Regions from separate parts of the Homo sapiens genome. Here region 1 is linked to region 2. Evidence: read pairs that join two places in POLR2A ChIA-PET (ENCODE). Cell type or tissue: Caco-2. All regions are shown on one strand. Each heading gives the region's core, and the rest is flanking DNA. Links, peaks and the distances in the headings are about the cores only.

What was found. ChIA-PET counts read pairs that join two places held together with the same protein. Peaks named below come from ENCODE experiments on the same cell type or tissue, not always from the same donor. Only the 100,000 strongest peaks of a DNase experiment are listed, where the experiment ranks them.
Region 1: POLR2A ChIA-PET joins it to region 2 with 11 read pairs; 2 of 35 experiments call an interaction of 5 or more read pairs at or near these places.

Annotation. Positions count from the first base shown.
Region 1 is chr9:131,418,700-131,433,983 of GRCh38, forward strand. It overlaps PRRC2B (proline rich coiled-coil 2B), which reads left to right. Exons shown (of 32, transcript NM_013318.4): 2 at 11,395-11,560; 3 at 13,918-14,095. The coding sequence starts at 11,446. Among named protein-coding and RNA genes, the nearest start is that of PRRC2B, 32 kb to the left of the region's middle. In Caco-2, for the core only: no CTCF peak of the experiment used is centred there; no DNase peak of the experiment used is centred there.
Region 2 is chr9:131,309,259-131,324,542 of GRCh38, forward strand. It overlaps PLPP7 (phospholipid phosphatase 7 (inactive)), which reads left to right. Exons shown (of 2, transcript NM_032728.4): 2 at 1-3. Among named protein-coding and RNA genes, the nearest start is that of PLPP7, 27 kb to the left of the region's middle. RefSeq lists silencers at 1,716-1,795, 12,640-13,176. In Caco-2, for the core only: no CTCF peak of the experiment used is centred there; a DNase peak (open chromatin) is centred at 8,063.

The DNA of each region.
Region 1 (15,284 bases), core at 5,012-7,511, 110 kb after region 2:
GGCCTTCCTCCTCGGTGTGTGTGTGCTCAGCTCAGCCTTTCTGCCATCCTGAGTTTTCTTTAAAATTATCTTCATAGTTTTAAAAAACAAATAGCAAATCTGTTTGGAATTAATACACAGTGTTTTATGACCCTTACTGCTGAATTCTTTTGAAATGGGAAGTCAAAACACAGTAGAACACGGGCGAGGCAGATGATTAGTATTGCAGCGTGACAGCACCTGGAATTTAAGTGGCTCATGCTGGTGAAGAGAGATCCAGGGATCTAATCTGGGAGCTGGTTTAGGGATGATACTTTTCTGTAATTTTTTTTAAGATTTACAGTTTTTCTGTATCAAGCGTATATTTCTTTTGTTACTAAAAATGTGATGGAGAAATAAATGAGCAGTACTGGGATTATCCACTTCCATAAGGCCATCTATTGTAACATCAGAGGGTGACTGCAGTAAATAGCTACGTTTATTGCCCCAAAGTGGGAAGCCTTGAAACTGGGGCAGTTTAGTGTGGTTTAAATTAGTCACAGTAGAGTGTTTATCTCAAGAGGGTTTTCTGAGAATCTCCCTGCATCTCTGTCTTCCTGAGAATTAAAGGGGTCCACTAGCAGATCCTAAACACCTGGGAGTTTGTCCTCATGGTGTTTGAAGGTCTGCTCTCTGTACCAGCACCCTTAAACTGTGACACTTAAACTGTGACACACCAACGTGGGGACGGGTCCCCAGTGCACAGGAGGAGGTAGAAGCACAGGTGCCTGGTCTACCCAGCACCACCCAGAGCAGCCCTGCTGGGGAACGGAGGCTTCCCTGGCTGCATAGGAGTCTGGAGAGATGAGCACTGTCAAAAGCTGATAATTGGGTGGGCTGGAGAGAGAACAAGAGCAGAACCACGGTGAGGTGACAGCCGCCATTGGTCGAGTGCCTGCTGAGGACAAGTGCTGGGTCAAGTGCGGGGGTCTTTGTTCTCTTGTTTATTCCTTACAGCAGACCTGGGAGGTGGGAGATTAACATGGTATGTTCATCTTAATCCACGAGGAAATAGACCTCAAGTCACAGTGTGGAGTGGAGGCGAGATGCAAACCCAGTGTTTCAGATTTGAGACTGCCGGGGGTGGTGTGGGGAGAAGGCTGGGTGGCGGCGTGGGGCCAGCATGTTGGGCCGGGGGGGTCTGGACTTGACCCTGGCGCGGTGGGGGGTGATGTGGAAGGTGTGTGAGCAGGTGCTCCCCGTGGTCTGTGTTGCTGTGTGAGCCGTGGCTCTGGTGGAGGGGACCCAGCTGACCATGTGGTTCCGGCAAGGGGCTTGCAACTAAGTGCTGGAGAACCCCCCAGTTCTCCACTGGGGGTGGGGAGTGCTTCTTGTGTCCTCACCATACGCCTCAATGCTTCTTTGTTTTTCCTTTCCTCTTATTTTAAATTTGTTGCTTCCTATATATGCTGTCTCCTTGGGGTGCGTGGTCTTCTGGGGATGGCTCATGTCTCCCATAAGGAACACTGGGTTACCAGGAACCCCACTTTCCCCACTCTGTGGTTTCCTCAAACCTTATTTTCAGGCTGTTTATTCTTGGAGAGTTTGTGCAGTGTTCTGCAGGGACCTCACCCATTTGGGCTTCTGCAGGTAGAATGCCTGGATTGTGCTATAGCTGAGCCCAGCCTTCAGCTTTCCAGATGAGCCAGTGCCTCGCTCTTAGGGAACAGAAATGTGGGCGCTTTAGGGCTCTTTGAAAGCCACCTCTGCTTTTCTTTTTTCTTTTTCTTTTTCTTTTTCTTTCTTTCTTTCTTTCTTTCTTTCTTTCTTTCTTTCTTTTTTTTTTTTTTTTTGAGATGGAGGCTCCCTCTGTCGCCCAGGCTGGAGTGCAGTGCATGATCTCGGCTCACTGCAACCTCCACCTCTTGGGTTCAAGTGAGTCCTGTCTCAGCCTCCTGAGTAGCTGGGATTACAGGCATGCACTACCACGCCCAGCTAATTTTTGTATTTTCAGTAGAGTCAGGGTGTCGCCATGTTGGCCAGGCTGGTTCCGAACTCCTGACCTCAGGTGCACCTCAGCCTCCCAAAGTGCTAGGATTACAGGTGTGAACCGCCACACCTGGCCTACCCTTGCTTTTCTGACAGTGCCACGTAGGGAGCCTCTGCAAGCTGGAGGTGTGGTGGGGGTTGGGTTAGGCTGTCATCGAGTGAGGCAGCAGAAGTGTCCCCTCAAACCCACCTGGTTCCCCCACCCTGATATGCACACAAGTTCATCATCATCTTGCAATGTATTCATGTCCATACTTTACCCTCTGAACCAGAAGGCAGCAAACTGCAACCCCGATTGCAGCCCACCTCCTGTTTTTGTAAATATGGCTATTCTCTTTTATGTATTGTCTGGGGCTACTTCCATGCTACGACGACAGCCTCAGGCAGAGTTGAGCAATTGCAGCAGAGAGCTCTGTGTGGCCAGCAAAGCTGAGTACATTTACTGTCTGGCCCTTTACAGACAAACTTTGCAGATCTCTCCTGCTGCAGGAGTGCAGGGTGGAGTCTCCTGTCTCCATGTCCCCAGCACCAAGTGACACAGGGTCTGGCACACACATTGGTCAGTAAACGTTTGAGTATTTGAAGTAGGTGAGGTCGCCTTACTTACGTTAAAGGTTTTTTTGCCAGACATTGATTGGTGTGTTGGGGAAAGATAGACTTCTTTCATCTTGTCCCTGGATTTCGTGGTGATGGTTCTTGGCTGAGACTTAACAAGTAAACTGTCCAGTGGCCACGTCCTTTTCTGGCCCACATTGTTACTTCCTGAAGCGTTTATCCAGCCTGCTATCAATTTCCATGCCTGTGGAATCATGATTTTTGGTATGTTTTGTCTAGCAGTGGGATCTTTCCGTTCGTTCTATAAAGAGACATTCCACCTTTCTCTCTCACTGCCCCCAGCCTCACGGCCAGGGCACGTTGCAGCACTCATTGTGTCCCCCTGAGGTCGGGCCTTGGGCCTTTGTCACTATTGTGAGTGGAGGAAAGAGCCATGAAATCTCTAGGTGCCCACATGTGAAGAGTGAAGTGACTGGATTTGCCTTGGGTGAGAATCTGGCTGTTGGTGGCATGGCGTAAATAAAATGCTTGTTTTTGAAGCTGTCCAGGATCATCATCTGTACAGTTGGCCAGAAAGCAGCTGTTGAGCCTGGGCTGACTTATATCAGAACCCATTGTGCCGCCTTTCGTGTCTGCACCGGTACTCCCACTGGGAAAGCAGATTCCAGGTCGTGGGGCATTCAGTCTGCAGCCTGGTGGCGTCCAGTGCAGCCTGGGCTCCAAGCCTGGCCCTGCACTCGGCAGCCTTGTGACCTTGGGTGCGTTACTTTTCTTTTCTTTCTTTCTTTTTTTTATTTTTTTATTTTATTTTAAGATGGGTGTCTCACTCTGTTCCCAGGCTGGAGTGCAGTGGCATGATCTTGGCTCACTGCAACCTCTGCCTCCCGGGTTCAAGCGATTCTCCTGCCTCAGCCTCCCGAATAGCTGGGATTACAGGCGCGCGCCACCATGCCCAGCTAAATTTTGTATTTTTAGTAGAGACGGGGTTTCACCATGTTGGCCAGCATGGTCTCGATCTCTTGACCTTGTGATCCACCCACCTTGGCCTCCCAAAGCACTGGGATTACAGGCGTGAGTCACCCGCATCCTGCCGGGTGTGTTACTTTTCTATCCTGATTGACTGAACCTTAATGTCCTTCTCTGTCAAACAGGCAGTAGTATCTTCCAGAAAGTGCTGTTATGAAGGGGAGTAGAGCACATGAGGGCTTAGCAGGGTGCCTGGCCCTTGAAGTGCTGGTGGCCACTGATCTCCCCTGAATGCGGAGCCGTAGTGGTTCCTGGTGAATGACAGGTCATCCCAGTGCCCTGGTCAGGCATCTGACACTGGCTGGCACTCAAGTGTGGAGTGAAATTAATCCTGTTACCCGGAAATGGCTTTTGATAAATTAATTACAGGGCAGAGATGTTCCCTCTGGTGGACAGATAGCAGGAACCTGTTGGACAGGCGGGCACTGTCTGGAGAGGCGGGGCTTGGATGTGAAGTTGCCGTTGTTGGCGAATCTTTCTGGTTGTTTTTGTTCCAGCACAGCCTGGGAGCACTTCTTTAGATTATGTGCCAAAATATGCAACCTGGATTCTTTTTCAATGTTCTTTTCTCCATTGATTTGTTCCCAAATCTATCTTCATATGGGTTTTAGGCCCCTTTTTCATCTGCCTAATGGCAATATTTTCTTTTAGGCTGGCAAGTTTCAGAATGCTCTAGCTCCCCGTGGCAGTGTCTCTGAGTGGCTTCTGTGGGAAAGGAGGGCTTACAGCAAGGGGGCACATAGGCTGGACTTCTTTCCAGCAGGCATCATTGGGTTGTGTCTGCTTCATATGTCATACTGAGGTTCCAAGTCAGATTCTGTTGGAGAGAAAACGAATTCTGTTGCCTACAGAAGGGAGAGAAGGTGAGGTAAAGCCGTGGCCATAAGCCAGGTTTGACTTATGCTAACCTGCGAGGACTTGGTGCGTCTATGCCGGGTCTAGTCCCACAGACCTAGGGGTGAGTCAGAGCTGGATGGAAATGCCTCAGACCCGCTGGAGAGCTGTTCTCTTGCCTCAGCCGGCTTCCTGCTTCACACTTGGATGCTCACCGGTGCTTTCTCCCTGCCTCCGGATAGGCTAGTTTAGCTTGGGGTATGCATGTGTGTTGATGGATGGAAACTCGGCAGGTATTTGAAGCCTGGTAAAGCCCTGCTAACAGCGCCCTGGCCTGATGTTTGTGAAAAGCAGCTGGCAAGCAGTGGGGCCAGATGCTTGTGGGCGGGGCCAGCCTCGCACTCAGCCGGTCAGTGGAGATCCCTGCAACGGGAGGAAATCCGAATGATTCTGGTTTATTTTGGAGTTGTGTCCAGTGAAAGATCTCCTGACTGCCGTAAAGCAGGTGTGTATACACAAACTTTGTAAAGGACCAGGCAGTAACTGTTCTGGGCTTTGTGGGCCATAGATGGCCTCTTGCTTATTTCTCTTCAGGCTGCCGGCCCCTGCTCTGATGGAACGTTGAGGCTGGAAGATTCTCCACTTGTGCAGTCTTCACTGTGGAGAGTGTAATTGTCCTCGTAGGGGCTGCTTTCATTCACTGCAGCAGTGACTCGCCTGGTTCCTTGTTGGTATCCCAAGTTTATATAGGAAAATAGGATCCAATCCCAGGCTTGTAAGAGGTGGCTGATTCCACAGTAAGCCATTTCTTTCTGCTACGTTTTTTTTTTTTAGACAGATTTTTCCCTCTGTCGCCCAGGCTGTAGTGCAGTGGCCCAATCTCCGTTCACTGCAACCTCCACCTCCCAGGCTCAAGCAGTTGTCCTGCCTCAGCCTCCCCAGTGGCTGGGATTACAGGCGTGCATCACCACGCCCAGCTAATTTTTTTAAATATAGTTTTAGTAGAGACAGAGTTTTACCATGTTGCTCAGGCTGGTCTTGAACTCTTGGGTTCAAGTGATCCGCCTGCTTCAGCTCCCCAAAGTGCTGGGATTACAAGCGTGAGCCCCGGCGCCTGGGTAGTAAACCATTATTTCTGTGGCTGTCAGTTGTCAACATTGATGGGCTTGATTTTAGGGTCAGTGCTTGTCTAGGCCACTCCTTCAGTAGATGAGGAAACAGGTCTAGAGAGGCCAATAGCGTGCCCAACAAGTGCAAAACTTGGTTAAAAGGTTGGGGGCACTGGCTGGGTGTGGTGGCTCACGCTTGTAATCCCAGCACTTCAGGAGGCCAAGGTGGGCGGATAACTTGAGGTTAGGAGTTTGAGACAAGCCTGGCCAACATGGTGAAACCCTGTCTCTACTAAAATACGAAAATTAGCTGGGCGTGGTGGCGCGCACCTGTAATCCCAGCTACTCGGGAGGCTGAGGCTGGAGAATCACTTGAACCTGGGAGGCAGAGGTTATAGTGAGCCAAGATTGTGCCACTGCACTCCAGCCCGGGCGACAGTGTGAGCCTCTGTCTCAAAAAAAGAAAAGAAAAGAAAAGATGGAGGGCATTAAAGAAAACATTGTACAAGCAGGTTAAGTGCAGATGTTAGTCCAATGTGTTTCTTGTACTGGCTTCACCAAGGCTCTGTGATTGGAAGGGGTGGAAAACATTTCACCTGGAACACAGAAGGTGCCCAGTTAATATTTGTTGGGTGGTTGAATTTACTGGGAGGACATAGTTCAAGGAATAGTTGTAGACAGACTGACATCTCGTAAACACAATTCTAAATTTCTAGGAGAGTGTCTCATGTTTGGGCGAGGTTTTTTGTTTTTTGAGATGGATTCTCACTCTGCTGCCCAGGCTGGAGTGCAATGGCGCAATCTTGGCTCACTGCAGCCTCTGCCTCCTGGGTTCAAGTGATTCTGCTGCCTTCAAGTGATTCTCCTGCTTTAGCCTCCCGAGTAGCTGAGATTACAGGCGTGCACCACCATGCCTGGCTCCTTTTTGTATTTTTAGTATAGACGGGGTTTCACCATGTTGGCCAGGCTGGTCTTGAACTCCTGACCTCAGGTGATCCTCTCGCCTCGGCCTCCCAAAGTGCTGGGATTACAGGCGTGAGCTACCACGCCTGACCTGAGCAAGGTTTTTTTCCTTTTGTTGCCACTAGGGTATGGGGAAGTATGAATCAAACCTTCTCAGAGAAGTGTGGTGTGTGCCAGGTAGTTACACTGAGAGCTGTGTGTGTCCATTCTACCCTTTTCCCTCAGGCCTGGTCAGCACAGAGTCAGAGAAAGTAGAGGCCAGGGCAAACAGCTTTTAAGAGGACTTTTGTTGTTGTTGTTGTTGTTGTTTTTTGAGATGGAGTTTCGCTCTGTCACCCAGGCTGGCGTGCAGTGGCGCGATCTCAGCTCACTGCAAGCTCCCCTTCTGGGTTCATGCCATTCTCCTGCCTCAGTCCCCCAAGTAGCTGAGACTGCAGGCGCCTGCCACCACGCCAGGCTCATTTTTTTTGTATTATTAGTAGAGATGGGGTTTCACCGTGTTAGCCAGGATGATCTCGATCTCCTGACCTCGTGATCACCCGCCTCAGCCTCCCAAAGTGCTGGGATTACAGGCGTGAGCCACCATGCCTGGCCCCCGAGGACTTTTTAAGTAATATTTATATAAACAAATGTATTTCTGGTCAGTTTTCAGAATTAAATGACATTTTAGCTGGGCATGGTGGTTCACGCCTGTAATCCCAGCTACTTGGGAAGCTGAGGCAGGTGAATCGCTTGAACCTAGGAGGCAGAGGTTGCAGTGAGCCGAGATCATGCCACTGCACTCCACCCTAGGTGACAGAGTGAGACTCCGTCTCAACAAAAAGAAAAAAAATCACATTTGATTTAAGAAATCATTCGATGTTGCCAGGCACGGTGGCTCATGTCTTTAATCCCAGCACTTTGGGAAGCTGAGGTGGGTGGATCACTTGAGGCCAGGAGTTTGAGACCAGCCTGGGCAACATGATGAAATCTTGTCTCTACTGAAAATACAAAAATTAGCCAGGTTTGGTGGCACACACCTGTAAGCCCAGCTACTCAGGAGGCTGACACAGGAGAATTGCTTGAATCTGGGAGGTGGAGGTTGCAGTGAGCTAAGACGGTGCCACTGCACTCCAGCCTGAGCTACAGAAAGAAACTCTGTCTCAAAAAAAAAAAAAAAAAAAAAAAGAAAAAGAAAAAAAGAAGAAGAAGAAAGGAAAATCATTCAATGTGAAATCTTGCCATGCCTTTCTTTTTCTTGAGACAGGATCTCGCTCTGCCCTCAAGAGGCTTGCAATCTAGCCCACGGAACGATGCTCTTATTAATTATGACTTTTGGGGAGTGGGACAGCAACTCCCTGGACCTAGCCTCAGGGAGGGAGATTTAAAATGGCCCATGGACCCCAGGGCAAGGAAGCAGCCAGGTCATGGGCACCGCAGTCAGGATTGGGCACGTGGGACTGACTCCCATTCTGAGCATTGGTGCCCTTTGCTCCAGTGCAGGAGGTGAGCTCTGGGGAGGGCTGCTGGGGTCAAGCAGCTGCTGGCAGGTAACTTGGGGGCAGTGAGTGCTTGGAAGCACTTTTGCTGGTATGTTTCTTCATTGTGCCAGACTCTCTTACGCCCTCTAGTACATTCAGCATCCTTGGGCTTGGCCACTGAATGTGGGCAGCAGTCCCATCATTGTGACATCAAAAATGCTCCTGCACATTTGCAAACACCCTGGTATTCCTTGGCCCATGGCAGCAGCTGAATAAACTGGGATTTGGGTGAGGGAAGGGAGTTAAGTAACCAACCAGCATGGCTGAAGCCATGTGGGGCGGAGAGGAGAATTTCCTTGAAGAAGGGCACAGTGTCGGCCCCTGGTTGTGTCCCCTGCTCACACAGATCGGACGTAGGACCGCTTATCCCTCGGCATCCATCTTCCTGCGTTCTTCATGAGCATTTCTTGATACGAATTGCATGCGGATCTGTCCCTCAGTGATTGGCAGATCTTAGGTATCAGTCAATACCTGTTAAATGAATGAAAGGATGGTTTGCGCACTTGCGTGTTTGACACGGCACCAGCTCAGTCAGCGTCTTTTGTCTCACTTTTTTTGGCCCCTGTTTGTAATCGATTTTCACTCCCTATGTTTCATTTGGATCATAATATAGTTGTGTGTGTGTGTGTGTTTTTTTGATGGAGTCTTGCTCTGTTGCCCAGGCTGGAGTGCAGTGGTGCGATCTCAGCTCACTGCAAGCTCTGCTTCCCGGGTTCACGCCATTCTCCTGCCTCAGCCTCACGAGTAGCTGGGACTACAGGCGCCCACCACCACGCCTGGCTAATTTTTTGTATTTTTAGTAGAGAAGGGGTTTCACCGTGTTAGCCGGGATGGTCTCGATCTCCTGACCTAGTGATCTGCCTACCTCAGCCTCCCAAAGTGCTGGGATTACAGGAGTGAGCCACCGCACCTGGCCCATAATATAGAGTTTTATCTTTAAAATCATCCTTTGGGGTACAGATTGCCCCCCACCACATCGCATGTGTTCCTCCTGGCCTGCATGGTGTCAGAACAAGATGGTGAAATGGCAAACCTTGCTTCCGCAGCTACCACCAAGTGCCTTTTACCAGTCAGTGGTAAAATGGGGAATTATAGTTGTTGCCATTATGTCATTGAGGACATGTTAAACATATGCCTTAATTATTGCTTTAGCTTTGTTTTCCAGTGAGAAGTGATGATCACTTATACAAGTGTTTTATTTTTTTGTTGTTTTTGTTCTTGTTGTTGAGATGGAGTCTTGCTCTGTCACTCAGGCTGGAGTGCAATGGCACAATCTCGGCTCACTGCAACCTCTGCCTCCTGGGTTCAAGTGATTCTTCTGCCTCAGCCTCCTGAGTAGCTGGGATTACAGGTGTGCACCACCATGCCCAGCTAATTTTTGTATTTTTAGTAGAAACGGGGTTTCACCATGTTGGTCAGGCTGGTCTTGAGCTCCTGACCTCGTGATCCACCCACCTCGGCCTCCCAAAGTGTTGGGATTATAGGCGTGAGCCACCGTGCCCGGCCTACAAGTTTTGTTTTTTAAGAGATAGGATCTTGCTCTGTTGCTCGGGCTGGAGTACAGTGGCCTGATCATAGCTCACTGCAGCCTCAAGCTCCTGGGCTCAAGTGATCCTCCTGCCTCAGCCTCCTAAGTACCTGGGGCTACAGGTGCATGCCACCATGCCCTGCTAATTATTTTTATTTTTATTTATTCATTTTGAGATGTAGTCTCCCTCTGTCACCCAGGCTGCAGTGCAGTAGGGCAATCTCAGCTCACTGCAACTTCTGCCTCCCGGCTTCAAGCAATTCTCATGTCTCAGCCTCCTGAGTAGCTGGGATTATAAGCATGCACCACCATCTCTGGCTAATTTGTGTAATTTTAGTAAAGATGGGGTTTCACCATGTTGGCCAGGCTGGTCTCAAACTCCAAACCTCAGGTGATCTGCCCACCTCAGCCTCCCAAAGTGTTGGGATTATAGGTGTGAACCACCATGCCCGGCCTATTTTAATTTTTTTAGACACAGTGTCTTGCTGTGTTGACCAGGCTGGTCTCAAACTCCTGGCTTCAAGCAGTCCTCCCACCTCAGCCTTCCTGAGTAGCTGGGATTATAGGCATGAGCCACTGAGCCCATCAAGTGTTTGGTTTTTGGTAAGGAAGCTTAGAACCTATTGCCAAGGTTGGGTATGGAATAAAAAGCAGTGAAGCTCTTAGTCCTCAGTGCCTGGCACACAGGCCCTTGGTCGGCACTTAGTATTTGTTTTTGTTGTGTTTTTTTTTAAGATGCAGTCTCGCTCTGTCGCCTAGACGGGAGTGCAGTGGTGCAATCTTGACTCACTGCAGCCCAGGTTCAAGCAATTCTCCTGCCTCATCCTCCTCAGTAGCTGGAATTACATATACCTGCCACCATGCCTGGCTAATTTTTGTGTTTTCAGTAGAGACAGGGTTTCGCCATGCTGGCCAGGCAGGTCTCGAACTCCTGACCTTAAGTGATCTGCCCACCTTAGCCTCCCAAAGTGCTGGGATTACAGGCGTGAACCACCACGCCCAGCCAGGCGCTTAGTATTTTGAGTGAGTGAGTGAGTGAGTGAGTGAGTGAGTGAACTGATGAGGAGAGCACTAGTAGACTCATGGACACCTGTAGCACATTAGAAAGTGGCAGAGGAGGGAAGCTTCTTTCTTGGAGGGCTTTTCAAGGTTGTCTCTTCAAAGGGGCAAGTGCGGATGGCATAGCCCCCATGTGGTCTCTCCCTTGCTAGCCCTGGGGAGTTCTTGCTTTCTGTTTTCCATGTGTGTAGCTTAGAGAGCCCTTTTGTTGCCTAAGCAGATGTTTTCTCTCTGGGTACTAGTTGTTTATTTTGAAAAGTGTATATACTTGATTATTTCTGAAGGATAATACTCTGGCTGCCCTCCTTTGATTTGGTTTTGCTTGCCCTTGAGATGAACAGCCGTGGTGTAAGTGGGTTGTGTACCTCCCCTATTCTGCTAGCCTTATTTTCAGTGTTATACATGGATGTGTTAAAGTACTGAGCATTTATTTTTCCATCTTGAGCTGTCCTTGACTTGGAGAGGGCTCTGTTGAAGTTTACATGTCAGTGTGGTTGGTGTGCAGTAGACTCCAGCCAACTCAGAGTGAGAGGAATTAACAGCAGGTGGGGGTTGGGGGGGTACTCCACAGATCGCCTCGGGGTGTCTACATAAATGCCCTGTAAATGTGAATGAACAGCCTGTGGGTGGTGAGAGCAGTTTTCTAAGGACAGTCCAAAGCCATCTTCAGATCTTCAAGGAGATCCATGATTCGTGAAGGATTCACTCCTCTGGATCAGAGGTTCTGCTGTAGTGACACTCTTTTTTTTTTTTCTCTCTCTTTTTTTTTTTTTCTTCTCTATTTCAAAGGCAGATCGGGAGCGGTGCCGAGAAAAATTTCCTTACTAGATGACATTTCATCGCAATGTCCGATCGTTTGGGGCAAATTACCAAGGGCAAGGATGGGAAAAGCAAGTACTCGACTCTCAGCCTGTTTGATAAGTATAAAGGAAAATCAGTAGACGCGATTAGATCCTCAGGTAAGGCCCAGGGTTGAAGGCCAGTTCCTCAAACTTTCTCCGAGTGACATATCCCAGAAACCCAGAGTCCCTCACCTGGTTAGACAGATGTGGTCCGTGCACACCAGGCTTCTGGGTGTGCATGTAGAATCACTCTCTACTTCCTACTTGAGGTATGATTTCAGAGCCTTGAGCATCCTGACTCTTTCTGTAGTGGAATTTTCTCCATCTATTACCTTATTGAAGCTGGGGAGATATATCTATAGATATCTATAGATAGATAGATAGATATCTATCTATAGATATCTATAGGTGTGTGTGTATGTGTGTGTGTGTGTGTGTGTGTGTGTGTGTGTGTATATATATGTTTTGGAGACAGAGTCTCACTCTGTCACCCAGGCTGGAGTTCAGTGGCATGATCTCAGCTCATTGCAACCTCCACCTTCTGGGCTCAAGCGAGTCTCTTGCCTCAGCCTCCCGAGTAGCAAGGATTACAGATGTGTGCCACCACGCCCAGCTAATTTTTGTATTTTTAGTAGAGATGGGGTTTCCCCATGTTAGTGAGGCTGGTCTCAAACTCGTGACCTCAGGTGATCCACCCGCCTCGGCCTCCCAAAGTGCTGGGATTACAGGTGTGAGCCACTGTGCCTGGCCAAAGCTGTGGATTTTTATCCTGATGGGTAGAATGGGACTTAATAGGCATTAGTGTTATCCTTTTTTTTTTTTTTTGAGACACAGTTTCGCTCTTATTGCCCATGCTGGAGTGCAATGGCGTGATCTCAGCTCAGTGCAACCTTCACCTCCTAGGTTCAAGTGATTCTCCTGCCTCAGCCTCCTGAGTAGCTGGGATTACAGGCATGTGCCACCACGCCCGGCTAATTTTGCTTTTTGTTTTTTGTTTTTCTTTTTTGAGACGGAGTCTCACTCTGTCATGCAGGGTGGAGTGCAGTGGTGTGATCTTGGCTCACTGTAAGCTCTGCCTCCCGGGTTCACGCCATTCTCCTGCCTCAGCCTCCCAAGTAGCTGGGACGACAGGCGCCCACCATCATGCCTGGCTAATTTTTTGTATTTTTAGTAGAGACGGGGTTTCACCGTGTTAGCCAGATCGGTCTTGATCTCCTGACCTCGTGATCGGCTTGCCTCGGCCTCCCAAAGTGCTGGGATTACAGGCGTGAGCCACCGTGCCCAGCCTAATTTTGTATTTTTAATAGAGATGGGGTTTCTCCATGTTGGTCAGGCTGGTCTCGAACTCCCGACCTTAGGTGATCCACCCACCTCGGCCTCCCAGGGTGCTGGGATTACAGGCATGAGCCACTGCGCCTGGCCAGTGTTATCCTTAATAAAGAATTTTTTTTTTTTTTTGAGACGGAGTCTCACTCTGTTGCTCAGGCTGGATGGAGTGCAGTGGCGCAATCTCGGCTCACTGCAAGCTCCACCTCCTGGGTTCACGCCATTCTTCCGCCTCAGCCTCCTGAGTGGCTGGGACTACAGGCGCCCGCCATCACTCCCGGCTAATTTTTTGTATTTTTAGTAGAGACAGGGTTTCACCGTGTTAGCGAGGATGGTCTCGATCTCCTGACCTCGTGATCCGCCCGCCTCGGCCTCCCAAAGTGCTGAGATTACAGGCATGAGCCACCGCGCCCGGCCATCCTTAAAGAATTTTTTAAATTTTGTTTTAAAATTTATTTATTTATTTAGAGACTGGGTTATGAGACTGGCTAATTTTTGTATTTTTAGTAGAGACAGGGTTTTGTCACATTGCCCAGGCTGGTCTCGAACTCCTGGGCTCAAGCGATCTACCCACCTCGGCCTCCCAAAGTGCTGCAATTACACGTGTGAGCCACCACGCCTGGTGTGTTATCAGCCTTTTTAGCTTTCATGGTTCTTGATATTCTAGAACTTGTTGGAAAGGTTCTTGTTGATCCTTTTCACACCCCATGAAGACTTCATGAATGTCGAAGGGCTCCTGTTCAGTCTTGTTTTGGATCTAGGCAGAGGCTGTCCCTTTAGTCCTGTAATGAGACCAGAGCTGTCTCAACTTGCAGAGAGGTGGTTCCTCTGTAAGCTGGAGGTTCCTGGGCCTGTCTCCTCACCCATGTTGTAAAGTCTGCGAGCCTTGTCCTGCCCATCAGTGAAATGGAAGCCTTTTTACAGGTTTTAGCAGCTCCTTTGTCCCTGTAGTCTTCAGTGAAGAGCTTGTAAAGTGACTAAAGTGACACCAAACACTTGTTTGTCCCACTGCTGGTCTGCCCTTTGTTTTTTGTTGGGTTAGCTTTGTTATGATCACTTAGAGATTGAAAGAACAGCTGAATGCATCAGGCTTCTTTCCTTCTGTGACCTTTTTGCATGGTGTCTGTTCCATGTCCCTCTCCCTGCAGTTATTCCTAGACATGGCTTACAGAGTCTTGGGAAAGTTGCTGCAGCCCGGCGCATGCCACCGCCTGCAAACCTGCCAAGCTTGAAGTCTGAAAACAAAGGAAACGACCCCAACATCGTGATAGTACCCAAGGACGGGACGGGATGGGCAAACAAGCAGGATCAGCAAGACCCAAAGAGGTAAACGGAGGAGGCGGGTGGTGAGTGGGAGCTGGCGCTCCAAGGGTGGTCCCGGCATCCTTCCCTGTGGCAAACTAACCCTAACCCTTTGGCTACTGCAGCGCTAGTCTTGCAGTGGCAGAATTGGAACACTGGGAGATGCAAATGAAGCTGCTTCCTCTCTGGCCCTGGTGCTTCGTATGTTTCTTTTTCCCTGCCTTCATTTTTTCTGGCTTTTAGAGCCGATGGAGCAGCACATCTGTGGACAACCTTGTCCCCAGTGACCACTTTCCCCCTGTGCCTTATTAGGAAAGGCCTCATCACCCCAGAGGAGCTTATGCAATGACTCAGAGCCAATTCCTGTAAGAAACACTGTGGACAGAGCTGGGGCTTGAGGACTTCATTCCTGGTGATGGGTGTCCCTGTGAGCTGAGCTCTGCAGAGAATCATGCAGCTTCCCTAACCATCGGCCCAGCAGCTTCCCAGACAGAGGAGACTTCTGCTGTTGCTCTAAACAGACCTAGTCATCAGTGAGAACAGCACAGAATCCTCCAGGATCACTGTACTGCAGCCTCCCTGGAGGCTCACCTCCTGCCAGCACAGTACTTACAGAAACCCTAGGGGGCAGAGGGTGGCATGGTGCTGTCAATCAGAGAAACAGCCCCTGTGTGGTGGGCTGAAAACACAGGGCCTGGCTGCCTGGGGCCCACTTGGATGGCTGCACCTTTGTCTCCTGCTGCAAGTCCTCTCTGAGTGTTTAGCCAGTGCTAAGACAATTCAGGGAAGGGGATGTGTTCAGGGAGGGACAGGGCCTTGCTGAGGCTGGCAGGCAGAAATCTGCTGCTGGGGTTTGCCTGTTAAGGAATGTGAACAAAGCTGTCTGGCGGCAGCGCCCTCCTGGCCTGCATCTCTGGTGGCCTCCCTGCTGATGTAGGAAACCAGACGGTAAAAGGGACCCAGATCTCAGCCTGCTGACCCCAGCATCCTTTTCTTACAAGTCTGTGCTAGAAATGACCATGGTAGCTTTTGTAAAATTGTTGCCTGTATTTACTTCAGACAGGATGTAGAGAGTGAGCTAGTTTAGTTATTCAGCTAGATGATTATAAAGTAGTAATCAAAATAGGGCCTTAGAAGTTATTTTTAAAACATTTCTAAGAGTTTGCTTAGGGATCATATTGATGGACAGTATAGCATGACTTTTGAAATCTAC
Region 2 (15,284 bases), core at 6,665-9,164:
GGCCCTCTCCCGTGTGGCTTTTTCCTCATGCAATTCAATTGCTCTGGATGCATTCACCTTATTAACATGGAACGGGCGGAGGGGTGGGGTAATTCTTCGGCCCTAGACAGTGCCATGATGCCAGGGATCGGGGGCTCTGGGCACAGCTGGTCTGCTCCTGGACTTTACCAGGCTGGCCAGTCCCTTTGCCCTGGGGTGGCTGCCTGGTACTCCCTCAGCCCCCAGGCCCTGTGCTGGCTGCTACCTGGGGCCTGGGCAGGGACCGTTTGAGAGGCCCTCACTGTGATGCTGATGGACCAGAGACCCTCTCTCACTTCAGCCTCAGGCCTTCCCAAGCCCTCCGCCCCGACTCCTGGCTAACCTGATCCTCGTCCGCCAGGAAGTAGGCAAGTGACCAGTGAAACACAGCCAAGCCTAAGAGAGCTGCCGCGAGGGATGTGCAGGGCAGTGAGGGCTCAGAGAAAAGGCCCTGGAGCCCAGCCTTGGGGCATCAGCGCATAGGTCCCAGAAGGGGGAAGTCTGAGCCCAGATGGAGGGAATGGGTGGAGGGAGCCAGGAAGGAGGGGAAGAATGTTCTAGGCAGAGGGAGGAAAGGGGTGAGGGCCAGGAGGCAAGAGCCCCCAGGTCCTATCACAGATCGGCAGGAGGCTTGGGGACACCCGGAGCTCCCCGAACCACACTTTGAGTGTGAGCGCTCGTCTGCAGCTCTCAATAGCCCTCTGATGTGAGGTGATCGACATGCCCATTCCATAGATGGGAAAATTGAGGCCTGAGACTTGCCCAAGGTTGCCCAGCCAGGAGGCAGCACAGTGAGGTGGGAGCCAGTTTGCCTTGTTCTCGGCCGCATCCCGCCACTCTCTGCCTCTGTTTCCACGTGGCCTTCTCCCTGTGTCTGCGTCTGTCTTCCTGTCACTGTCTGTGATCCCCTTCCTATAAGAATAACAGTTATACTGGCTTACAGTCCATCCTACTCTAGTATAACTTCATCTTAACTCACATCTTTTTTTTTTTTTTTTTTTTGAGATGGAGTTTTGCTCTTGTTGTCCAGGCTGGAGTGCAGTGGCGCAATCTTGGCTCACTGCAACATCCGCCTCCTGGGTTCAAGGGATTCTCCTGCCTCAGCCTCCTGAGTAGCTGGGATTACAGGCATGTGCCACCATGCCCGGCTAACTTTTTTGTATTTTTAGTAGAGATGAGGTTTCATCATGTTGGCCAGGCTGGTCTCGAACTCCTGACCTCAGGTGATCCTTTCACCTCAGCCTCCTAAAGTGCTGGGATTACAGGCGTGAGCCACTGTGCCCAGCCCCCACATCTTAGTCACATCTACAAAGACCCTGTTTCCAAAGAAGATCACATCCATAGACACTGGGAATTAGAGCTTCAGCATCTCTTTCTGGGAGAACCCAATTCAGTCCGTAACCCACAGGACACTTTTGGGGGAGGAACACATCTTCCCCTCCTAGCTGGGTGGTCTCTGGAGTCTTTAGGATAAGGAAGGGTTGCTGAAGGATGGAGGGCTCTGGGCAAATCCTCTAAAGCTTGGAGGGGACGGTGGAGCCCCAAGAGCACCTGGCGCACCGTGAAGGGGAGAGGCTCCCAGAAGGCAGTCGGCGTGCTGCCTGGGAGCCACATCCTGTGTGATGGCAGCGGCAGCCGGTGCTGGCTCAGGACAATGCCAGCACTTCCTGCCGGTGCTGACGTCCCGTCCCAGAGCGTTGGTGTCGTTGTCTGTCAAACGGGGATGACAGGGGCCCCGTGGGGTTGATGTGTGACTCGGGGTGCCCTCCACCTGCAAACCTGACACATCACAGGTCATGCTCAGTGTTGGTCACAGGGCTCCTGGCGTTGTTGCCCCTGGTGGCAAGGAAGGAACTGGGACACGATGTGCTGACATGGCCGTTAGCACAAAGCAGACCCGGGATCTGACTCTTCCAGGCTTTCCCTGGACTTCATCACTCTCAGACACCGACGTGTCTCTAGAACCATCACTCTGCATCCCCTTTCCATGAAGACCCAAGGGCCATGGGAGGAGCTGCCAACCTCAGATCCCAGATGACAGGGAAGAGGCTGTGACTCCTTCAGGACTTGCCATCCTGCCTTGTTGCTGGACAGAGCCTGGGTGGGGAGGTCGATGCCATTTTGCATTGGTTGACAGCTTCCAGTGCACATCATGGAACAAGAGAGATGGTGTGTACCTGCTCAGGCATGGGTAATGCACTTTGTTGAGTAAAGCCAATAACTGTTTTGTTTTGTTTTTGTTTTTTCAAGAGTTGAGGTCTCTTGGCCAGGCATAGTGGCTCACGCCTGTAATCCCAGCACTTTGGGGGTCCAAGGTGGGTGGATTACCTAAGGTCAGGAGTTCGAGACTAGCCTGGCCAACATGGAGAAACCCCATCTCTACTAAAAATACAAAAATTAGCCAGACATGGTGGTGCATGCCTGTAGTCCCAGCTACTTGGGAGGCTGAGGCAGGAGAATCACTTGAACCAGGAGGCGGAGGTTGCAGTGAGCTGAGATTGAGCCACTGCACTCCAGCCTGGGTGACAGAGCGAGACTCCGTCTCAGAAAAAAAAAAAAAAAAAAAGAAGAAGAAGAGTTGGAGTCTCGCTCTGTTACCCAGACTGCAGTGCAGGGGCACGATCACACCTCACTGCAGTCTCAAACTCCTGGGCTCAAACAATCCTCCCGCCTCAGCCTCCCAAGTAGCTAAAGGCATGCACCACCACACCGGCTAATATTTTTATTTTTTTACTTTTTTTTAAAATTGAGATAGAGTCTCACTCTGTCACCCAGGCTGGAGTGCAGTGGTGTGATCTCAGCTCACTGCAACCTCCGCCACCAAGGTTCAATCGATTCTTATGCCTCAGCCTCCCGAATAGATGGGACTACAAGCACCACCACGCCCAGCTAATTTTTTTTGTATTTTTAGTAGAGACAGGTTTTGCCATGTTGACCAGGCTGGTCTGGAACTCCTGACTTCAGGTGATCCACCCGCCTCAGCCTCTCAAAGTGTTGGGATTACAGGTGTGAGCCACCACGCCCAGCCTATTTTTATTTTTGTAGGGATGAGATCTCACTATTTTGTCCAAGCTGGTCTCCTAGCCTCAAGCAATCCTCCTGCCTTGGCCTCCCAAAGTGCTAGGACTGCAGACGTGAGCCACCGCGCCTGGTGATTGACATGCCCATTCCATTTTTTTATGGTGAATTATACATGATTTTTGAATGGCAGCCGCTTCTGCATATCTGAGACACACCCCACGTGGCCCTGGCGCATTTCCCTTCTAAATATGGCTGGGTTGGATTGAACAACGAATGTGTTCTGGATTCTGGCATCAATGTCCATGAGGGATGCTGGTGTCTGTTTCTTGATTTGGTTACCAGGGGCAGGCTGGCCTCTTCTACACTTCTGAAAGAATCTGTGTAAAATTGGTATCATCTCCTTCTCCAGCCCTCAGATCCCAGATCTCTGCTCTCCCTCTAGTTCCAGCCTCTTGCAAAGCACCCTCTTCTTAGAATTGACATTCTGTTCTCAGCCATGATTTGAGGGGAGGAGTGAAGAGCGGGGCTCACACCTCCCACGGGCCTGGCCATACGTCTTCCATATGTGTCATTGTGATGACCTTATCCCTATTTTACAGATGAGGAAACTGAGGCTCAGAGAGGGAAACCCATTTCCCTAAGGTTGCCCAGCTTGGATGTGGTGGAGCCAGGATCAGAAACCAGGCCTGAGTGGCCCCAGCGCAGAGAAGCCCTCCGGAAGACAGAAACGCAGGGCACCCGCCAACCTCGGAATGAGGCTGAACTGGCGAAGCGACAGGCACAGGGAGGCGGGATGGGGGTGACTTGTTTTTCTATTTTTTAAACAGAACCAAACCCCACCGCGCCAGGCGGCTGCCTGTGCTGCCTCCGGCAGTCTTTGGCCAGACTCTGTGGGCCTCACCCTGGGCTGCAAGTTGGGTGTGGCAGGAATGGGGCCTGCTCCGTCCTTACGTGACCCCGAGAGGTCTATACAAAGGTGACACCTCCTCCACCCCTGCTTGTTCCCACCCACACCCTCTCCTGTCATCAGACAGACCCAGCCCTATGGATTCCGGCCTTCTCTGCACCAGCTGGGATCCCTGGAGCCTGGCGCTAACCCTGATTTTGCCCCATGCCCTTCCACCACCTGGTTTCTTCCTTCCCACCCCACCCACCCGGCATCACCTCCTCGCCACCCCAGCTGTCATGGCCAACATAACCACTTCCCAGAATACAGAAGAACGGGAGCCTGGAGACAGCCTGCAGGGATCATGACTATGGAAAATGGAAAGGGTGGTTTTCAATGTGTCATTTCGCCCCCAAGCAAGAGCCGTGAAGGTCTAAGGAGCGTGGCAAACTGCGGAAATGCATGGCTTGTCCTCAGTTCTGATCTGGCCAAGGAGTCTGGGTCTGGAGGGTGGACACCCGCAGCACAGCGTGTTGAGCAGGGTCTGTCAGGGGGGGGTCTCTTTACTTTTTTTTTTTCTTTTTTGAGACAGAGTCTCACTCTGTCGCCCAGGCTGGAGTGCAGTGGTACAACCTCGACTCACTGGAATCTCTACTTCCCAGGTTCAAGCTATTCTCCTACCTCAGTTTCCCAAGTAGCTGAGACTACAGACGGTGCCACCATGCCCGGCTAATTTTTTTTTCCCTTGAGACAGAGTCTCGTTCTGTTGCCCAGGCTGGAGTGCAGTGGCGAGATCTCGGCTCACTGCAAGCTCTGCCTCCCGGGTTCTCTCCATTCTCCTGCCTCAGCCTCCCGTGTAGCTGGGACTACAGGTGCCCACCACCACACCTGGCTAATTTTTTTGTATTTTTAGTAGAGACGGGGTTTCACCATTTTTTTTTTTTTTTTTTGAGACGGAGTCTCGCTCTGTCGCCCAGGCTGGAGTGCAGTGGCGGGATCTCGGCTCACTGCAAGCTCCGCCTCCCGGGTTCACGCCATTCTCTTGCCTCAGCCTCCCAAGTAGCTGGGACTACAGGCGCCCGCCACTACGCCCGGCTAATTTTTTGTATTTTTAGTAGAGATGGGGTTTCACCGTTTTAGCCGGGATGGTCTCGATCTCCTGACCTCGTGAACCACCCGCCTCGGCCTCCCAAAGTGCTGGGATTACAGGCGTGAGCCACCGCGCCCGGCCGGGGTTTCACCATATTAGCCAGGATGGTCTCGATCTCCTGACCCCGTGATCCGCCCACCTCACACCTGGGATTAGGTGTGAGGGCTACCGCGCCCGGCCTAATTTTTTGTATTTTTAGTAGAAATGGGGTTTCTCCACGTTGGCCAGGCTGGTCTCAAACTCCTGACCTCATGTGATCCGCCCGCCTCCACCTCCCAAAGTGCTGAGATTACAGGCACAAACCACTGTGCCTAACCTCCGCTTTTTTGTTTTTTGGTTTTTTTGAGACAGAGTCTCGCTCTGTCACCCAGGCTAGAGTGCAATGGTACGATCTTGGCTCACTACGACCTCCGCCTCCCAGGTTTAAGGGATTCTCCTGCCATAGCCTCCCGAGTAGCTGGGACTACCTGCGTGTGCCACCACGTCCAGCTAATTTTTGTATCTTTAGTAGAGACCGGGTTTCACCATGTGGGCCAGGCTGGTCTTGAACTCCTGACCTCAAGTAATCTGCCTGTCTTGTCCTCCCAAAGTGCTGGGATTACAGGCATGAGCCCGCTCCAGGCTGGGGGTCTCTTTTCAAGCAGAAAGGCCAGCTCGTGGAGTAGTGGGGAGAAGCAAGGGAGAGCCTTGAGCACACAACCCAGAACACACAGCCCCCTTGAGGTGGCAGGCAGGGTCCCACCTCCAGCTGTGGGCCACAGGGCTTCACTCTCTGCATGTCCAGCCACATCTCTCTCTAAGCCTCAGCTCTGTGCTTTGGGAAGGTCACTGGCTGGAAGCCCAGGGTAGGCTGAGGGGGCCAGGCTGGAGCTGGGCTGGGCTGGGTCGTGTGAGGGAAAGAGCACATAAATGGGAGTCGGGCAGACCTGGGTTCAGATTCCGGCCCTGACAGGTTGCTGACCCTTCTGAGCTTCAGCTTCTCCGTCTGTGAAATGGGGCTGATACTTGGCTTGCACAGTTGTGAGGGCTGGAGACAGGGCAATGGGACCACCCAGCCCGGCGCAGAGGGTTGCTGGAGAATGAGCCTCTTAGGCCACTGCCCCCTGGAAAGGACCCTGAGCGTTCCCTGGGCATTTAGGGACACTCTGGGGCTTGGACAGGTGGGCAGCAGGAGGGACTTGGAGAACCTCCAGGCAGGCAGCTCACCCATGTCATGATGGCACCTGTCCCCTGGCCACGGTTTGCCTGGGTACCTGGGTGTTTGGTGGCAGGGACAGGGTGGAGGTGTGTGGAGGAATCTCCGTTCCTGCCCCTGTGAGCCTGGCTTTTCTGGGAAGCTCTCATAAGAGTGTCCAAGGTATAAGCACCTCTCAGGGGTGGCGAGGGTGTTGCGTTGCCTCCTTCTACAGACGCAAATGCCACCTAATCACACAGCTCCCTCTGCAAACCCGCTCCCATCTCCATAGCAACTACAGGGCTTCGGCGCTCTTGGGCTCCTGGTCACTGTGGTTCAACTCCTAAGAGAGGGAGGGACCCCGGGTTTGTCCCCATCCAGCTCCAGGAAAGAGACGTTGGCTCGAGGAATCCGTCTCAAGGTCAAAGAGGGCGAGGTGAGGGCAGGGCGGGGACAGGCAGGCTGCAAACAGATCCGCTCTCTGCTGCTCTGGTCAGGAGGATTCTGGGAAGAGAGGACGGAGGGACAGAGATGCAGCTCTGGGTGGGAGGGCCACAGAGCTCAGCGTCCACTCATCCTGTGTGCGGCTCCCACCCGCCCCATCCAAAAAGTCTCAGGGAGGCAGCGGCACAAGGGCTGGCTCTGGGCAGTTTCCTCATCTGTAAGATGCGTCGATGCTCTGCGCCAGCGTATGGAGAGGCAGCCGCTGCAGTCTGTGCCCCCCACAGTCTGTACATTGAAATCCCAACCAAAACACGAGGGTATGAAGAGGTGGGCGTTTGGGGTCATTAGGTCATGAGGGTGGGCCCACACGACGGGATTAGTGCCCTTACAAAAAAGGCTCCGGATGCCGGGCGTTGTGGCTCACGCCGGTAATCCCAACGCTTTGGGAGGCTGAGGTAGGCGGATCACTTGAGGTCAGGAATTCAAGACCAGCCTGGCCAACATGGCAAAACCCTGTCACTACTGAAAATACAAAAATCAGCCCTGGGCAGGGTGGGGCATGCCTGTAATCCCAACTACTCAGGAGGCTGAGGGAGGAGAGTTGCTTGAAGCCAGGAGATGGAGGTTGCAGTGAGCCGAGATAGCACCATTGCACTCCAGCCTGGGTGACAAAGCAAGTCTCCATCTAAAAAAAAAAGAGGCTCCAGAGAGACCCCTTCCCCTTCCCCCAGGTGAGGATGCAGTGAGGAGGCCCCATGTATGAACCTGAGAGCGGACCCTCACCAGACGCCAAATCTGTGGGCACCTTGATCCTGGACTTTCCAGCCTCCAGAACTGTGAGAAGTCAATTTCTTCTTCTTCTTCTTCTTTTTTTTTTTGAGACAGAGTCTCGCTCTGTTGCCCAGGCTGGAGTGCAAGGGCGCGATCTCGGCTCACCACAACCTACGCCTTCCAGGTTCAAGCGATTCTCCTGCCTCAGCTTCCCAAGTAGCTGGGATTACAGGCGCCTGCCACCACGCCCGGCTAATTTTTGTATTTTTATTAGAGACAGGGTTTCACCATGCTGGCCAGGCTGGTCTGGAACTCCCAGCCTCAGGCGATCCGCCAGCCTCAGTCTCCCAAAGTGCTGGGATTACAGGCATGAGCCACCACACCCAGCCTAATTTTAAAAAATTTTTTGTAGAGATAAGGTCTAGCTCTGTTGCTCACGCTGGTCTTCAACTCCTGGGCTTAAGCAATTCTCCCGCCTTGGCCTCCCAAAATGCTAAGATTGTAAGTGTGAGCCACCTCGCCTGGCCCAATCCAAATTCTTTTTTTTTTTTTTTTTTTTTTGAGATGGAATCTTGCCCTGTCGCCCAGGCTGGAATGCAGTGGCGCAATCTCAGCTCAATCTCTGTCGCCCAGGCTGGAATGCAGTGGTGCAATCTCTGCCTCCCAGGTTCAAGTGATTCTCCTGTAGCACCTGCCACCATGCCCAGCTAATTTTTTGTATTTTTAGTAGAGACGGGGTTTCACCATGTTAGCCAGACTGGTCTCGAACTCCTGACCTCAAGTGATCCTCCTGCCTTGGCCTCCCAAAGTGCTGAAATTACAGGCATGAGCCACTGCACCCGGCCCCCCAATCCAAATTCTTATGCATGTACACACACACATTCTGAATAGGGAACTTCTCCATACTGTTTGCTAATCTGCTCTTCCACATGCTAAGATGTCATGGACCTCTCTCCCTGTAGTTTCCATCCTCACCTATAGTATTCCCTTGCACTGAGCCCTGATCACCTTCCTAACCAGTATCTGATGGGTGGATGGCCCCCAAACCCACATGGCTGGAAATGCAGGGAGTAAAGCTCTGTGACCCACACCGTGAGGTGGGGCCCTACCTGCCTCCTCGAGGGGGCTGTGTGCCCAGGGCTCTCCCTTGCTTTTCCATTAGCCTTCTCAAAGCTTTTCACGGCGCCCAAATGCAGTGGCTCACACCTATAATCCTAGCACTTTAGGGGGCCAAGGTGGGAGGATCACTTGAGCCCAGGAGTTTGAGAACATAGTGAGACCTCATCTCTACTAAAAACCAAACCCCCAGCCAAACCTGGGGACAGATCCACAGTGCAGAGACTGCCCCGGGGCATGGCCTACATTATGCCACTGGCCTGGCTGCTCTGCTTCTGGGCCCTATAGGAAGAGCACTGTGCGAGGAGTCCACCCTAGAGGAGATGCATTGGCACAGACCCCATCATGGCTTCCTGAGGCCCTGCCCAAAGGAAGCAGCTTCCCAGGCCAAGGCAATTCTCACCAGGACAAAGCTCCCCGAGTCCCCAGCCCTTCCCTGCCTGGGGAAAATCCGGGAGGGTCAGGGAAGGGGATGGCAGGAGCTAGAAAAATCCACCAACTCCCACATCCGCCGCCATCTGGCTCCAGGAAGAAACAGAACATCTGGCACCAGCTTTGGCCCATGGCGTTTATGTAAGCCATATGTGACCCCACGTGGCCCAGGCGGCCCCTCACAGGCTGGTGCCCTGGCCTCGTCCCACCTGACTTTTCCTCACGTGTGAAATAAGCGTGATAATCACGGGGCAGTCAGGGGGCGAGATGATGCTCAGAAAGCCCTGCTGCTCCCCTGAGCCCGAGCGCACAATCACTCACACACGCAGTCTCAGCCGCTGGCCTCCGTCTCCTCATATGTAAAATTATGTACGTGAGATCTCCAAGCATCCCTCCAGCTACAACAGTCCTTCAATAGTCCCTCCGTACATATCCACAGGTATTTCCATATCTAAACTTCATGCATGCATACACGTAGATGCAAACATGAGAACACATGTGTCCATATTTGCACACAGTCACATTTATACATGCACCTAGATATAAAATGCACCTTTCGCCATGGGCCAAAAGCCAGGGCCAGTTGTCCCATTTCTTCCTGGAGACAGATGGCAGTAGGTCTGGGAGTTCCTGGGTTTTTCTAGCTCCTGCCATTCCCTTCCCTGACCCTCCTGGTACACACACATCCATGTGTTCTGGTACACACACATCCATGTGTATATGTACACGCTTAGCTTTACCTACATTCACGCACAAATACTTTTTTTTTGAGACAGGTTCTTGCTCTGTCACCCAGCCTGTAGTGCAGTGGTGCAGATCTTGGCTCACTGCAACCTCCGCCTCCCAGGTTCAAGTGATTCTCATGCCTCAGCCTCCCAAGTAGCTGGGATTACAGGCATGCGCCACCACACCCAGCTAATTTTTGTATTTTTAGTAGAGACGGGGTTTCACCATGTTGGCCAGGCTGGTCTCGAACTCCTGACCTCAGCTGATCTGCCTGCCTCAGCCTCCTAAAGTGCTGGGATTACAGGCGTGGGCCACTGCGGCCGGCCGTGCACAGATGCTTACACATATGTGTGTTCTTGCACTGCTGTACACACTCACATGCCTGCATGTTCTCTTGAATGCACAAATTTACATGTATTCTGCCAGATTTAGCAAATCAATATGCAGGATGCATTATTTGGGACATATGTATACTAAAATACTATTTATCTGAAATTCAGTTTCACGGAGTGTCCTATATTTTATCCAACAATCTAACATGGATGTATAACATGCTCACACACGAAAACTCATGAAGCCATCAGGGTCCCCGGGGCCCAGCCCAGGACATGCTGTTTTGCCAGAAGAATGTCCAAGCCCTTCTCTTTGTCTGATAATTAAATCCACAGATGCTCTCCTGGCCGCAGCGCAGCCCCGGGGCCCCATTTGCCGCATTTAATAACCTGGCCCTTGGTGGGGAGGGGCCAGCTTCCAACAGGAGAGCCTTGGTTTGCTGGGATGCGAACAAAGTTTCTGTCAGCCGGGCGCGGTGGCTCACACCTATAATCCCAGCACTTTGGGAGGCTGAAGCAGGCAGAGCACCTGAGGTCGGGAGTTTGAGACTAGCCTGACCAACATGGTGAAACCCAACCTCCACTAAAAAGACAAAAATTAGCCAGCGTGGTGGCTAATGCCTATAATCCCAGCTATTCAGGAGGCTGAGGCAAGAGAATCGCTTGAACCCGGGAGGCCGAGGTTGCAGTGAGCCAAGATCGCGCCACTGCACTCCAGCCTGGGCAACAAGAGCAAAACTCCATCTCAAAAAAAAAAAAAAAAAAGTTTTTCTCGCCAGCAGCACAGCTGTGAAGTCTGGCAGCAGCGGGAGCTCTGGGAACCCTGGGGCCCCACCCGTGAGCCGAGGCCTGGGGCCTGGCCTCCAGGAGGGGTGTCCAGCTCGGGTGAGGGATGCAATCTCAGCCCCCAGGGGCCGGCTTGGCCTCTTCTCCATCCGGAGCTGCTTCTGCTGGTGGGAGACAGGTCAGGACAGGACAAGGATGCTGTGAAAGCTGCTTCCTCCACTCAAATCCTTCAGCGGGAAGGGCAAGGAACAAGGTCCTCAGGGGACCTTAGCTGGGAGAGAGGGAGTCACAGAAGGCAGGACACAGCCCTGCCCCAGCCATGAGACCTGGGTGAGACCTGGGCCCTCCTGTCCTCTCCACTCCCGCGCCTCCCCTTAGGAAAGAAGAATTCTGATGCTGAGCCCTGGGCCGGCAGATGCGCGATGAGTCTCTTAAGGGCCTCACAGGGAACAGGGTGAATTTCGTTAAGCAATCATCTATTTCCCTGATTAGTATGTGTTTTGGTTACACAAGAATGCTTTTTTATGATTTAAAAAATTAGGGGCCGGGCGCGGTGGCTCACGCCTGTAATCCCAGCACTTTGGGAGGCCGAGGTGGGCGGATCACGAGGTCAGGAGATCAAGGCCATCCTGGCTAACACCGTGAAATCCCATCTCTACTAAAAAATACAAAAAAATTAGCCCGGCGTGGTGGCGGGCGCCTCCCAGCTACTCGGGAGGCTGAGGCAGGAGAATGGCGTGAACCCGGGAGGCAGAGCTTACAGTGAGCCGAGATCGTGCCACTGCACTCTAGCCTGGGCAACAGAGCCGAGACTCGGTCTCAAAAAAAAAAAAAAAAAATTAGAACATACAAGGAAAACAAAAGCAAAAATATTTTAGTTATTCCTTTCGGATGTTTTTCGACACGTTTGTAAAAATGTAGACATATTTTGGAGGAAAAAAAAGCAATTATATTCTATAGTTTGTGACCTACTTCTTTTTCACTTACTAACATATTGTGAACAAGTTTCTGCATCAAAAAGTAAACACCAGCTGGGTGCAGTGGCTCATGCCTGTAATCCCAGCACTTTGGGAGGCCCAGGCAGGCAGATCACTTGAGGTCAGGAGTTCGACACCAGCCTGGCCAACATGGCAAAACCTCATCTCTACCAAAAAATACAAAAAATTAGCTGGGCGTGGTGGCACACACCTATAATCCCAGCTACTCGGGAGGCTGAGGTGGGAGAATCACTTGAACACAGGAGGCAAAGGTTGCAGTGAGCAAAGATCGAGCCACTGAACTCCAGCCTGGGTGACAGACTGAGACCCTGTCTCAAAAAAAAAAAAAAAACAAAAACTAAACACCAGCCGGGTGCGGTGGCTCACACCTGTAATTCCAGCACTTTGGGAGGTCGAGGCAGATAGCTTAAGCCTAAGAGTTCAAGACTAGCCTGGCCAACATGGCGAAACCCTGTCTCTACTAAAAATAGAAAAATTATCTGTGTGTTGTGGTGTAAGCCTATAATCCTAGCTATTCAGGAGGCTGAGGTGGGAGGATAGCTTGAACCTGGGAGGTGGAGGTTGCAGTGAGCCAAGATCATGCCACCCACTGCATTCCAGCCTAGGTGACAAAGTGAGACCCTGTCTCAAAAAACAAAACACCTATATCTCGACTTGTCACAGCCTCACAGTGGTCCCTGGTATGGAAGTCATTGCTTTTTTTTTTTACATTGCTCCTGGTTTTGTTTTGTTTAAATTGAGGTAAAATTCACATAAAAATATTAGGTTGGTGCAGCCGGGCACAGTGGCTCACGCCTGTAATCCCAGCACTTTGGGAGGCCAAGGCCGGTGGATCACCTGAGGCCAGGAGTTCGAGACCAGCTTGGCCAACATGGTGAAACCCCGTCTCTACTACAAATACAAAAAAATTAGCTGGGTGTAGTGGCAGGTGCCTGTAATCCCAGCTACTTGGAAGGCTGAGTCAGGAGAATCTCTTGAGCACGGGAGGCAGAGGTTGCAGTGAGCCAAGATGGCACCACTGCACTCCAGCCTGGGCAACAAGAGCGAAACTCCATCTCAAGAAAAAAAAAATAGGTTAGGTTGGTGCAAAAGTAATTGCAGGTTTTGCCATTACTTTCAGTGGCTAAAACTGCAAATACTTTTGCACTAACATGATACAATAAACTATTTTTTTAATTTTATTTATTTATTTGAGACAGTCTCACTCTATTGCCCAGGCCAGAGTGCAATGGCACAATCTCGGCTCACTGCAACCTCTGCCTCCCAAGTTCAAGCGATTCTCCTTCCTCAGCCTCCCGAGTAGCTGGGATTACAGGTGTGCAACACCATGACCGGCTAATTTTGTATTTTCAGTAGAGACGAGGCTTCACCATGTTGGTCAGGCTGGTCAACTCCTGACCTCAGGTGACCTGCCTGCCTTGGCCTCCCAAAGTGCAGGGATTACAGGCGTGAGCCACTGCGCCCAGCCCAATGAACTATTTGAGAGTGTATGATTCAGTGGTATTAGTACATTTACAGTGCTGTGCAACTACCACCTCTACTTCGTTCCAAAATATTTTCATCGCCTCAAAAGGAAACCCCATCCCGCCTCCCCCAGGCCCTAATCTGCTTTCTGTCTCTATGGATTTGCCTCTTCTAGATACTTCATGTAAATGGAATCAGACAATATGTGACCTTTTGTGTCTGGCTTCTTTCCCTTCGTGTAATGTTTTCAAGATTCATCCATGGGAGTGCACGGATCAATCAGTGCTTCATTCCTTTTTATAGCTCAATAATATTCCACTGTATTGATAATGCTATTACCCAGTCATCGGTTGATGGGCATTAAGTGTGGTTTGCACCTTTTGGCTATTGTGAACACAGTTGTTGTGGTCATTGAGGTACAAGCATTGTTGAGTGCCTGTTTTGGGTTCTCTTGGTGTATACCTGGGAGCGGAATCGCTGGTTCCTGTGGTAACTCTATGTGTCACATTTTGAGGGACCTTGAACTGTTTTCCATAGCAGCTGCACCATTTTCCATTCCCATCAACAAAGTACAACAGCTCCAGTTTCTCCACATCGTTGCCAACACTCCTTATTAACTTTTTTTCTTTTTTTTTTGACATAGAGTTTTGCTCTTGACACCCAGGCTGAAGTGCAGTGGCATGATCTCGGCTCACTGCAACATCCACCTCCCAGGTTCAAGCGATTCTCCTGCCTCAGCCTCCCGAGTAGCTGGGATTACAGGCACCTGCCACCACGCCTGGCTAATTTTTGTATTTTTAGTAGAGACGGGGTTTCACTATGTTGTCCAGGCTGGTCTCGAACTCCTGACCTCCAGTGATCCGCCTGCCTCAGCCTCACAAAGTGCTGGGATTACAGGCGTGAGCTACCGCACCCAGCCAGAGACAGGGCCTTTAAGGAGTTTATGACGTTAAAACGAGGCTGTCAGGGTGGGCCCTGATCCAATCTGACTGGTGTCCTTCTAAGTAGAGGAAACTTGGTCACACAAAGAGACACCAGGGATGCACAAGCACAGGGGAAATGGCTTGTGAGGACACGGCGAGAAGGCAGCCATCTGCAAGCCACGGAGAGAGGCCTCAGGTGAAACCAAACCTGCTGAACTTTGATCTTGGACTTCCAACCTCCAGAGCTGTGAGAAAATAAAATTTCTGTTGTGTGAGCCACACAGTCTATGGGATTGTATTATGACAGCCCTGGGAAACGAAACACTCCTCTCAGCTTGTTCACCATCTGATGTGTTCCCTGCGCATGCCCAGCCCCACAGTCCGCCCTTCCTTTGTCAGGGATCTGAGGTGTGCAGAGCCCCACACCTGTGCCGGTCAGCAGCTGCCATGTAGATAGTGGGACCCTGATGCTGCACAGAAGGTCCCTGGAAGCAGGTGGCCCCTCTCAGGATGCGTAGAATACAGCAAAGGCTTTAATTATTTTTTTTAAATACAGAAGCTCAGGTCCCACCTGAAGAGGTTTGGGTGTAATTGGTGTGGGGCGTGGGCTCCTCACGGGGATTGTTTTCCAAGCTTCCCAGGTGATTTCAGTACAGCCAAAGTTAAGAATCGATCCTGGAGCCGGGCACGGTGCCTCATGCCTGTAATCCCCGCACTTTGGGAGGCTGAGGAGGGTGGATCACGAGGTCAGGAGATCGAGATCATCCTGGCTAACACGGTGAAACCCCGTCTCTACTAAAAGTACAAAAAAATTAGCCGGGCGTGGTGGCGGGTGCCTGTAGTCCCAGCTACTCGGGAGGCTGAGGCAGGAGAATGGCATGAACCCGGGAGGCGAAGCTTGCAGTGAGCCGTGATCCTACCACTGTACTCCAGCCTGGGCAACAGAGCGAGACTCCGTCTCAAAAAAAAAAAAAAAAAGAATCAATCCTGGGCCAGGTAAGCCAGCTCACACCTATGATCCCAGCACTTTAGGGGGCCAAAGC